3 separate regions of the Homo sapiens genome follow, and regions 2 and 3 are each linked to region 1. A link is a contact called in ENCODE Hi-C or POLR2A ChIA-PET data. All regions are on one chromosome and are shown on one strand. The core of a region is the stretch at or near the end of the contact, and the rest is flanking DNA. Distances in the headings are between cores, read along the strand shown.

Region 1 (3,514 bases), core at 688-3,187:
AGGCTTTAGACTGTGCCTGTAAAGGATGAAGATAGCAACCATTTCAGTTTGTGTCTTTTTGTCTTTTAAAAACTCATTTGACTTTTTATTTGACTGACCTGACCAAATTTCCATGTTGTTTTGGAGCCATGGAAACAGAGTCATGATGTGCTATTGAATGAGACAAAATAAATACAGACGGGCTTAGGTGTTAATGAAATTTTTTATGTTTCATATGATTATTTGTGGGATTAGCTTGTATAATATAATTACTAGTTCACATTTCCTTTAAAGTCTCTCATGATTTTTTTTTCAGATGGAGAATTATATTTGGAGTATGGCAGATTTTAGAAAAATTTGTAAAGAAGGAATTATCAGTTTCTGCTTACTGTAGATACCCATGCCCTCCTAAATTTGGAGAGATCCTCACTCCATTTTGGAAGCATTCCCTTCTGAAATTGTCATGTATTGACTCTTCACTATCTCTCCCGGTAGACGTGGTAAGCTGCTTGAAGACTACATCCTATTTGTCTTTGCGTTAGCAGCAATGATCACAGAGTGTAGGACATAATAGGTACACAATAATGGTTTAATGCATGAATAAATAGTTATCAGGAGCCCCTGCACCAGTCTTACAATCCCAGCCCTGGTATTTCATATATTGGTGTAAAATCCTAGTTACCCAAATGCTTCTGAAATTGCTTGTTTCTTCCTAACCCATGATAAGATCACTCAGTTCTTTACTGATAGATGACTTCCCAATTTCCATTAGGATTTTCTCTGAAATGCATCTTGCTTGCTGGGGCACTGCTAACTTCCCAGGCCTTGCAGGCCTATTATCCAGAGACTAAACCTTGCTCCCACAGAGACCTCCATCACTAGCCTGAACTCTCTGGGGTTAAATAACCCTTCAGATTATGTTCCAGGGTTATTAGCGATACGAGAGTCTAAGCAAGTACTCTTCATTTATTTTCCTCCAATCCTGCCTACATTTATCTAACAAATTGAAAATATTATTCTTTCCTTTTGCTTATTGTACCTCTGGAAAATCTGCCAGGAAGAATTTAATAGACATTAGACTGGGGTTCATCCTTTAACAGCATAATATTTATTTCTTCACCTGAAGGTTAAGAGGGTTTAATCTTCAGAAAGAACTATTAGTTTCTACCTCCTGCAGTACAGTTGGGAAGAGGTTTCAATTCTAATCTGGGAAAGTTAAATGATGGGAATGGGTGCTGGTCATATTTCTTTAAGGATGGGCTAAGGGACTCGTACCCAGAAAAAAAAGTCTCATAAAAGTAGGTTAGAGTTCCAAGTGTTCTAGCTCTTTCAACATATGTCATGCTGCTGCCTGGGCACATATTCTTCTGATATCAAAACTGATAGTAATGTCAAAGATACAATGTGTTTTTGTGGAGGAGAACAGTGAGTGAAGTTTGGGTAACAGGTGTAGGGATTCAAGTCAGAGGAATAAGAGAATGCCACTTATGCCTCTTAAGCTGTAGCCCAAGCTTAGTAATAATCTCCTTTGAGTGTGTGTGTGTGTGTGTGTGTGTGTGTGTGTGTGTGTATCCATAATTTGAACAGTCCCAGGGTGTGCTGTGGCTTTATTGGGGAACCAGAAATGCCGAGCCCTTTTCTTGAGGTTAAGAGCTGCTGCAGAGCTGTTGGCCTCAGATAATGTTCTGATCTGGGAGACAGAGAGGACCTTCTGCTTTCACACCCAGGATCTCATTTAGAGAGTAATGTTCAGTTTCACCCCAACAATGTGCTCATTGCTGCGATTTCCAGCACTATTAATATTAAGGAACTTGTGTTTGGGGGTGGGGTTGGGGAGGGAGGAAAATAATTGGCAGGCTGAATATGCTGATCTTTTCACACACTCCTCTTTTGCTTCCTCTCTGCGGCTGCAGTTGGGTTTGCTTGCTGTCTCCACCGAGCTGACGTGTGATGTCTGCAGCGCGAGTCAAAGCCACCTCGCAAAGGCAGCCGTGTTCCCTGCCTTGACATCTCATCCCTCGTCCTTACTCAGATCTCGTCAGCCTACACGGTCTGCTCCTCCAACAGCTAATAGCGAAATGACTGCGGGGAAGGCAATGACAGCAATCGCTGTTCAGCATTTATTTTACCTTTGATTTTTTGCTGCACATAAAATTCCAGGCCTGAGCTGCGGGGCAGACATAGAGGAGAGTGCGGGGGCTTGGAAGAAGGTGGGACTCTGAAATCTGCCCCTCCTCCCCCTTCAGTACAACGTAATGTGAGCTGAGTGGTCTCTGGCAATGATTTAATGCCTCCTTTGGACATTTGCCGGTTAACATAGCAAGATTGACAGTGTGCATCGTGAGTTGTATGTAGCTACCAAGGCTCAGAGGCTGTATATTTCCCTATCCTGCATGTCATTCCTGAGACCTTTTATAAATTCAGAGGCAGGACAGCAAGCTAGGCTCCTACCATCATCTGTGTTCTTGCTTCTTTATTGTTCTCAGTACCAAATGATATTCCACAGCACCTGCTCATACTGCTTAGTGCCATATAAGGAGAACCAGGTAGGAACACATGCTGCCCTGCCCTCCAGGAGCTTGCAGTTTAAGGCAAATACCCAGACAGAGACAAATGTTATTTCTGAATCTTTTTCCTCTCTGTTACTTGGCAAACAGCTAGTGATATGGTTTGGCTCTGTGTCCCCACCCAAATCTCGTCTTGACTTGTAGCTCCCATAATTCCCTTGTGTTATGGGAGGGACTTGGTGGGAGATGATTGAATCATGGGGGCAGTTTCCCCCATACTGTTCTCATGGTAGTGAATAAGTCTCACGAGATCTGATGGTTTTATAAGGGGTTTCCCTTTTCTCTTTGCTCTCATTCTGTCTTGTCTGCTGCCATGTAAGATGTGCCTTTTGCTTTCCACTATGATTGTGAGGCCTCCCCAGCCACATGGAACTATGAGTCCATGAAACCTCCTCTTCTTCATAAATTACCCAGTGTCAGGTATGTATGTATTAGCAATGTGAAGATGGACTAATACAGCTAGCCATAGTGGACATATTACACAAACTTCATACTCAAGAGCTTCATCCCAGTCCTGTCTTGGTCATTTAATAGCTTTGTGACTTTGGGCAACTCATTTAACTCTTTCGAGTCCCAACTTCCTTATCTGTAAAGCTGTACAACAATGAAGCCTATGTCCTGGTGTTGCTGCGAGATTAGACATAGTGTTTAAAAACCAAGCTGGCCTACAGGAAGAGTTTAATTTCTGGTAGTTGACATTTTGGAGAGTGAATCTAATGATAAGTGCATGGGCATCGTCACATTTCCCGTGATGTGTATGGATGGATTTGGAGCTCTGAATAAGTACAAAGGAATTGTTTTTGAAACGTGTCACTTCACATTGCCAGTTCTCTCTTCCTCCTCATCTGTATTTTTTCCTGTTATTGAACCAATTCATGGAGCTAGCATGGAATTTCTATTAACTTACTCCACATAGATATGACGCTATCTGGATAGGTTAGCCTGAACATAATTTCTCAATTAACTAA
Region 2 (3,842 bases), core at 293-2,792, 160 kb before region 1:
ATAAAGTTTTAGACATATTTGTAAAGTTTAGCAAAGACCAAATGGGTAAACCTATGAAAAGGATCAACTCTATTAAAAGCAAATGATTTTTCCAGCATCCGAGTCCCAGGGTTTGTTTTGTCCCTTACCATGAGGTCCTGTATAATATGAAATATTTCATTTTTAATTTAACATTTACTTGAGAAAAAAATTTTTTAATTGCATAATGAAATCATTACCATGTATTAACATTTGAAGCAAAGCAATGTATAAGATATGCTTTTTTAAAAAAACAATGAAAGAAGTAGTGGAAATCAAAATTAGGTCCAGTGACTACTTGAAGATATGATGTTCTCTGACACCAGCACAACAAATCCATTTCTCTGTGCAGCGAAGTCGATTCACATAAACACTCTATAACTTTTCTACTCAAACTGTGGTGAAAATGGGCAGCAGCAGCTTCTCCTGGGGCTTGCTGGAAATGCAGATTTCCCTAGCCCTAGTCTAGTCCTAGTTAAGCCAGCTCTCTGTGTGACCATCAAGCTCTCTCAAGTTTGAGAAACTTAGGAGACACCCTCAGTGCATGATACCCAGGCTCCCCATGGACCTTCAGCTCCGTATGGGACAGCGGGTAGGGGCAGAGCTGGGAGCCTCTGTCTTCCCTGTACTTATGCAATGGCAGCAGGTTTCTTGCTACAGCTGAAAAGTGTCTCCATGAAGCGGTTCTAGTGGCAGGAACATTAAGAGGAAATTCTGTTGCACTATTTCAAAGGCGGCATGAATGCTAATACTCCCAGCTCCACCAGATCACATTTACTTGGGTGTTTTCTGTGAGCATTTTCTCCCACGCACATAAAAAATACCCAAAATGCTTTTGAGAAAAAAAGTTATATAAATAAAAAATGGCATAATATTTCTTTCTAAATACTAAAGATTTGTTTACTGACAAACATTACAGATGACATAAGATTTACAACATTTTATTAGGCCACACACAGCACAGGGTTGTACTACAGCCTCTAGACCAAGGACGAGGTAACAATCGAGAATAAAATTTAGCACGTACGCTTTACTTGTGTAAAGAAAAAAAGGAAGTGAAATAAGTGAAATGTAAAAAACTAAAAATGGAATAAAAAACTCATGATATTACCATTTCCTTAGGTAGCACTGAAATAGTAAATTTAGAGTACAGGATAATTAAGTTAATGATCTGAGGCAACTGTTATCTGCGCTTTTAAAAATGAAAAGAAAAAAGGCTATAAAACAGAAGTCTTTGTGTAAAAATTAGTTTCATTTCAGAGAACATAGCCATACAATGTAAAATCAAAATATAAAAACAAAAAAACAAAGCAAGCTCCCATAGTATATTGAAAATGTGTTGCAATTTAGGTCATTTAGAAAATAGTCCTCAGGTAAAAGCAAACTAAATTTGCCCTAGTGAATCTGAGGTGTAGTGGCACATGGCATGTGCTCAATACATTCTTTTTGAATGAATACATGAATAAATGCATGAATGAATCAACAATTAAAGCAGCTCTAAACTGAAAGCGGTCGCCTCGGAAGGTACTTGTAGAGAATGCTGAGTACCTTCTGGACTGAAAGAGTCTATGACTATAATCCTATTTCTTGACCTCTCTATCCAATTACTTAATCATTTCAGTGCTTCTACTCTGAACTAGCCCTAATTCCAGGTGTGGGTCTGACCAGCTCTACTATAGTCAGATACTTTTAAAGGCTTTTTTGAACAAGGGAGTATAAATTAGTCAACCAATCAATTAACAATTAATTAAAATAATGTATTCCATTTTATACATCTCAATATCATGGGCACTGGCAATTGTGTTTTAGACTTTCACTTGGCTAACAGTAGCAACCCTTGGATTTTCTTCTACCATGCTAACAGAGGAGTCACTTCCTGTGCCAGCTTCCCTGCACGGGGTCCTTTTGTATAAGATACACTTGGTATCACTCTTGGTGTGTTAACATTGCCAGTCACTTTTTTCCTCCATTATGCACATTACTGTCACATTAATCTTCCTAAAAATGCTCATACTCCTCACATCATTTATGTACTCAAAAAGTCATTAGACACCACAGTCTCCCTCAGAGGGTGACTCATAAATTCTTATCTCCAGCTCAGATCTCTCTCTGAGTTCCAGACCTGTAACTCTCATCCTCCCCTTGATTCTCCATAGATACCTCAAACATAACCAAACAGAGTACCTACCTCATCCAACCTCCCACAAAGCTGCTCTCCTTGTATTTCACATTCTAATAAATGACACCACAATATATCCTATCATCCTCCCAAAATCTATCCTGACCACCTCCTCTCCAGCATTTATCTTGATAATAGTCCTCCCACAATCTGGAAGTCTTCCCTTTCTTCATCCCCGAAAGTCAATCAGCCACTGAAGCCCACTGATTTGGCCTCCTTAGTATCTTCCTATCTGTACCTCTCTGTCCGTCCTCTCTTTTCTATCCAAGGCTGCTCTTAAACTCTCCTTCCCTTCTGCTGAGCCAATCAACAAATTTCTCAGAGTTGGACCCAATTCCTAGTTCCTCCACAAAACCTTCCTTGATTTATCCATCTTATGAATGCAACACGGTTCTTATTTGTCCACTCAATATAAAACAATGATGTATAGTATCACACGCCAATTTTTGATTGTCTATTTTTTCTCTATATAGAGGAAATAATTCAAAACAGCCAAAAATCATAAACCATTCAACGTTCTCCAAACGTTTTCAGCTAAAACAGAGGAGAATTATCTAAAGCCCTAAGTGTCTTCCTCCTTTTGCAAAATGTTCACTGTGCAAGCAGCACTAGGTTCCACATATTCTACACCAATCTAACCCATGTGATGTGTGATGCAGCAATGATGAAAACACATTTTATGGATAACACAGACACCTCTTCAGCCAGTTTCTGCCTGGTGATAAATCACTGCAAAGTAGGTTATTCTTATTTTTCTATACAAACTCCTGATGAGGTTATAACTTTTTCTGGAGAGATTTGACTTTTCTCAGGGATATCTCTTTGTAATTATACACCATAGAGCATGTATGTATGAATTCTACTTAATGAGTTACTGAATTACATTTAAAAATTGCTTGTGACAAATAGTTCTATGTGGATGTCAAATTTAATTTGCCCAAAACTCCTGGGTCCTTCCTAAATCTGGTCCTCCCTCTAGTAAAGGGCACTACAATTTGCTTAAACTCCACATCGAAGAGTACTCTTTGATTTCTCTTTCCCTCAACATCCATATTAACAACTCCTGCTAATTCTATTTCCAATGGTATCTCGAATGCACCTAATTCTCTTCATCTCCAGCTCTCAGGTACGAGTCCCCATTATCTCTTACATGAACTACTAAAAGAACCCCTACCAGCCAGCTCTGTTCATACTCTTACATCTCCCTACCCCAACCAGTCTCTTTTTCCACCATATTCATCTTTTAAAAGACAAATCATGTCAAACCTTTGCTCACAATCCTTTAATGGCTTTCCTGTGTACTCATCACAAAATCCATACATCTCATCATCTTCTACAAGGGCTCAGGTGGTCTGGCCCTTACCCCTCCCTCCCCCCCATTCTGGTCACGCTGTTTCTTCTTGCTAGTCCTTCAACACACCAAGCTTGTTCTCTCCTTAGAGCTTTTGCAGTTGCTGTTCCGTCCATATGGAATTCTCTCTCCTCAGGTCATCATAAGGCAAACTCCTTTGGGCTTTGAGATTTCAGTTTGGACTGCCCTTCCTTCATAGAATATGTCCCTGAGGTCCCTGAATACAGCAATTTTCCAAGTAATTCTCTATCACAGCATACTGGTTACTGTTTTCCAAAGCTTTTATCATACCAT
Region 3 (3,877 bases), core at 707-3,206, 180 kb after region 1:
CTTATTATTTTCCCTGCCACCTCCTCAACTGATATGCTGCATTAAAGATAAGCTTGGGCTAATCTGCTAGGATTGATAAAGAGTTTTCCAATTCTGAAGACTGCATCAGAGCCTCATTCACTAGCATTTACAAATTTTAGATTCAGTATCTCAAAATGTGCAGGGAGTGTGGGAGATGAAACAGATTGCGGAGGTGGAGTATTGCTTGAATTTTGTCAGCACAACAACTAAATAAGGGCATAAGAAGAGAGAACCACTGTCAAACCATTCAGTGATATACAGAAACTCAAATCTCTATATGTCAATCTCTTGGCATTTGGCACAAAAATTATTTTCTAGTGGGCTGAATCTTTCATTTTTTTAAACCAGATGTTTTAGAGATGTGTATTCCCAGAATTAGACTAAAGTTTCCAAATATCATTGTAGGCTTTCTACCAACTATTATTAAATATGTCATTATTCATTTATTCACTCATTCGGTTAACAAATGTGTATTGAGCACTTAACCAACAACTATTTCCAATGCTGGAGATCTGCTGGTGAATAAGTCACACTGGTCCCTTCTGTCTTGGAGCTCACACTCTGAATAAAAGGAGCCTCCAGGGGGGAATTTTTGTTCTGAGAGGATGCTTGATAAGCTAACCTCTAGAAATACTCTCTTCTCTAACATTCTATTTGGTAGTAATCTGGGATAGCCAGCTTTGCATGCATAATTCTATTAATCCCTAATTTTGTTGAGTACTTTATATTTACTCTAAAAAGTAGTTTTATATGTGTTTTCCCATTTGTGCCTAATCTGCTCTTTAATCCATTTGTTGATTTTGTAATTTCAGTTTTTAAAATATTTGTTTGATTTTTTTCTAGAAGCTTTATTTAATTCTTTCCCAAGTATGTTTCATTATTTTCAGTCTACTGTTTCTATTATACTTGAGACAGATACTTTAGTTTTTATAACTGCATTAAGGATAATTATTTAGGCTACCCATTTGATAATCCTAATATTGGCAGTCTTTCTGAGTCTGTTGTTTTTGTTTTCTGTGAACACATGTTTTATGGAACATAACCTGTAGGAGTTTTTTTGAGGACCAGTTTTAAGTTGCTTTCCTCTAAAGTTAATTTTCTTTTGTTTATGAAAAGTAAACACTAAGTTCAAACTAACTTCTAAGCTTTATATCCTCCCCACTATACTAGTAGTGTATATTCTGGCTATAACCCAAGTGAGTTCCAGTTTGTAAACATAAATTTTCAGGGAAACTTTTCTACCTCCCAATTTCTTTCACCCAGAGTTGAGATGAGAGCAAGTGTCCTCCTTGTCTTCTTTAACAGACTCCCCGCCTTGGTTTATCTCCTCTCACTGAGGTTCTTGTGTTCTGCAGGAGCTGGCTTGATGTGAGATTGTCCTCTAAAGCTGTAACATCCTTCCCTCAGGTCTTTACTGGTTTTTGTATCATCATGCTTCAATTCGGGTGTTACCTCTTTAAAAAGTTCTGCCCTGACTGTGGGAAGTACACTTCCTGGTCATGTGATCCTATCTTATTGTCTTTATGCCCTTATTCGTTCCTGACACTAGCTAGTTATCTAACTGATTAATTTTTCTATATTTTTGTCAACTCTCCCCATCAAGACTATCAACCCCAGGAGTGTGGGGCTATCCTTTTTTGTTCGTTGTTGCTTCCCCAGTGCCAGAGATGGTGCTTGGCCCTGGAGGAATTTATACTGAATGATTAAAGGGCCATAAGCTTTGGCTGGTTCTTAGTTCTCTCCAAAGTTTAAAGTCCTGTCTGGTTCTTAGCTCTCTCCAAAGTTCATGAAAGAAGTATGAAGAAAGAAAGAAAATATGAAGACTCAATGAGTTACATATGAGATGTCCCATGATATACTAGGGTGTTGCCTCCTCTTCCTTTCCTCCTTTTCTGGTCTTAGAGCTAAGTTTCTGTTCCTCTTTCTATCTCTTGGTGGGCTGATCTCAGTTTGTAACTTTGACCTATAGCAATAAACCTGCAGCTGTGCTTACTTGCTTACTTGCTTTCTTATCTCTTTATGGCAGCTTCCATATCTGATCCTAGGTCCCCAACTTGAATCTTCCTGTTTTTGACCCTTGCTATGCTTTGCCTTGATCCTCCCTCATTAGAAAAAAAAAAAAAAAGTAAAAAATAAATTTAAGAGGAAAAACAAAAACAAAATCGGCCTTTTTGTCAAATACTTTAAAATACAAGCATATTCATTATTAAAGCAGCATAATCTCATTTAAGCAAATGCTGAAAATAAATAGAAATATAGATAAAAAAATCACTACAGTCCAGCTACCTAGTCACAGTTACCGTATATTTCTTTTTACACATGCTTAGTTTTATTTTTATACAAGCTTAATTTTATTTTTCCCACTATATATATACAATTATAGCATATATACAATTTTGAATACTGATTTTTAAAAATTGTTATTTTATCTTTAAAAATGTGTTTAAATATAATCTGTGATGGCTGTATAATATTCCAGCTAATGAATATATAGTTTGCTAAGCCTTTGATCTATACTGAATGTTTGCACTGTTTCATAAGTCACATTTTAATAAAAAATTTGTAGACCTATTACATGAGTCAGATCATGTATCATGTTGAATCACACCCCTGGGAAGTGAAACAATCTAGCAAAATCTGTTACTAGTTGAGGCCAGAGTTGCCTGTGGGACACTTTTAGGGAACTACCTGGGAGGCAGGCTGAGGACTGAGATGGTCACATATGCTGAGCTGACTGTGTGAGACATAGGCATATGCAGAGAGTCTTCCTCTATAAAGATTCATTTGCGAGATGCAATCACAGAGTACAGTAGAAATTCATTCTTCGGGGCAAGGGAAACATATCTATACTTTCCTGAGCAAAATTTTGTAGTCTAGACAAATTCCAAAATTCCAATCTATTGTAATGTTCAAATGCAAATAAAACTAAAACTAAAAGTAACTGCAAATTCCTTTTTTTGTCACTAGTAAGATCCACAAGTGTTATGTTCATACTTGCAAACTTGTCAAGGAATGCAACATTTTAAAGTAACATTACTTCTGTAACAGGGACATCATTGTTGCTTGAATGTTCATTTAAAAAGTAAAGATTTATGATTCTTAAAAGTGTGAGATTAGGTTTGGCACTGATTCTCCTTTGTGTGGTACATCTATTTCAGTGACTAAACTTCATGGGAAGCACATTGTGAGAGTAAGATTAGATTTGTTTATATTTATCTTGGGAATGTTCTTAAGGGTGCCATAAGTAAACATGAGTTCTTAAAAATGAAATCATTTTAGTATTTCTCTGAAGCTCTGCTAAAAAGTAGAAAAATTAATTCTAGAGAAAGCAATAATTTGGTCCTGATGGACAAAAAGGAATACAATTATGTATTATGAAATATCTTTGCTATACCGACACGGAAGTGACATCATATTCCTTTTAAAATACCCTTCCGGAGTAGTATAAATGAAAACATATTTCCTTCTGACTTCTTTCCTTTTCACTGCACTTTACCCTGGCTTTGGTCTTTCTGCTCTTATCTGCCATTTCTTTTGTCCCTTCTTCTCCCCTCAACCCTGTCACTTTGATCTGCATTTCCTCACAATCTCCACTCCATTCTTCTTTAATTTGAAACTTCCTGCTTTATTTCTCTAGCAGCTTTATTCTACTGCACTTGAATCCTCTCTTTGAGTCAAATAGTCACATTGACTGTTAAAAAGGAAAACAATGTCAGATGTTGCCCTCTGCCCATAAAGAACAAAAACCACAGATTGAAGTATTAAAAACTTTTTTCATCTTAAGAAGAGTTTTGCTAGATGTCTTTGACTGGTGTTTTTTTTTTTTCCATAGACTATCTGATTTTGAAGAATAAAA

What was found. A loop is a pair of places that touch in the nucleus more often than their neighbours do. ChIA-PET counts read pairs that join two places held with the same protein, here RNA polymerase II (POLR2A). Pooled maps may share reads with other maps.
Region 2: a loop to region 1 is called in a map with no recorded cell type, with 2.5 times the contacts of the local background. The contact joins two enhancer-like sites. A Hi-C loop is called at or near these places in 5 of 37 single-sample maps with no recorded cell type and 6 of 50 pooled maps.
Region 3: a loop to region 1 is called in a map with no recorded cell type, with 11 times the contacts of the local background. The contact joins two enhancer-like sites. A Hi-C loop is called at or near these places in 18 of 37 single-sample maps with no recorded cell type and 5 of 50 pooled maps. POLR2A ChIA-PET finds 5 or more read pairs at or near these places in 1 of 52 experiments (activated naive CD4-positive, alpha-beta T cell).

Annotation. Positions count from the first base shown.
Region 1 is chr2:36,239,059-36,242,572 of GRCh38, reverse strand. No RefSeq gene overlaps it. Among named protein-coding and RNA genes, the nearest start is that of CRIM1-DT, 110 kb to the left of the region's middle. Within about 2 kb of position 1,937, at least 3 of the 41 ENCODE cell types and tissues checked have a DNase peak (open chromatin) inside an H3K27ac peak, as active enhancers do.
Region 2 is chr2:36,402,176-36,406,017 of GRCh38, reverse strand. The region is part of intron 2 of CRIM1 (cysteine rich transmembrane BMP regulator 1); the gene reads right to left. Among named protein-coding and RNA genes, the nearest start is that of CRIM1, 48 kb to the right of the region's middle. Within about 2 kb of position 1,542, at least 8 of the 41 ENCODE cell types and tissues checked have a DNase peak (open chromatin) inside an H3K27ac peak, as active enhancers do.
Region 3 is chr2:36,057,955-36,061,831 of GRCh38, reverse strand. No RefSeq gene overlaps it. Among named protein-coding and RNA genes, the nearest start is that of CRIM1-DT, 300 kb to the left of the region's middle. RefSeq lists an enhancer at 2,007-2,056. Within about 2 kb of position 1,956, at least 3 of the 41 ENCODE cell types and tissues checked have a DNase peak (open chromatin) inside an H3K27ac peak, as active enhancers do.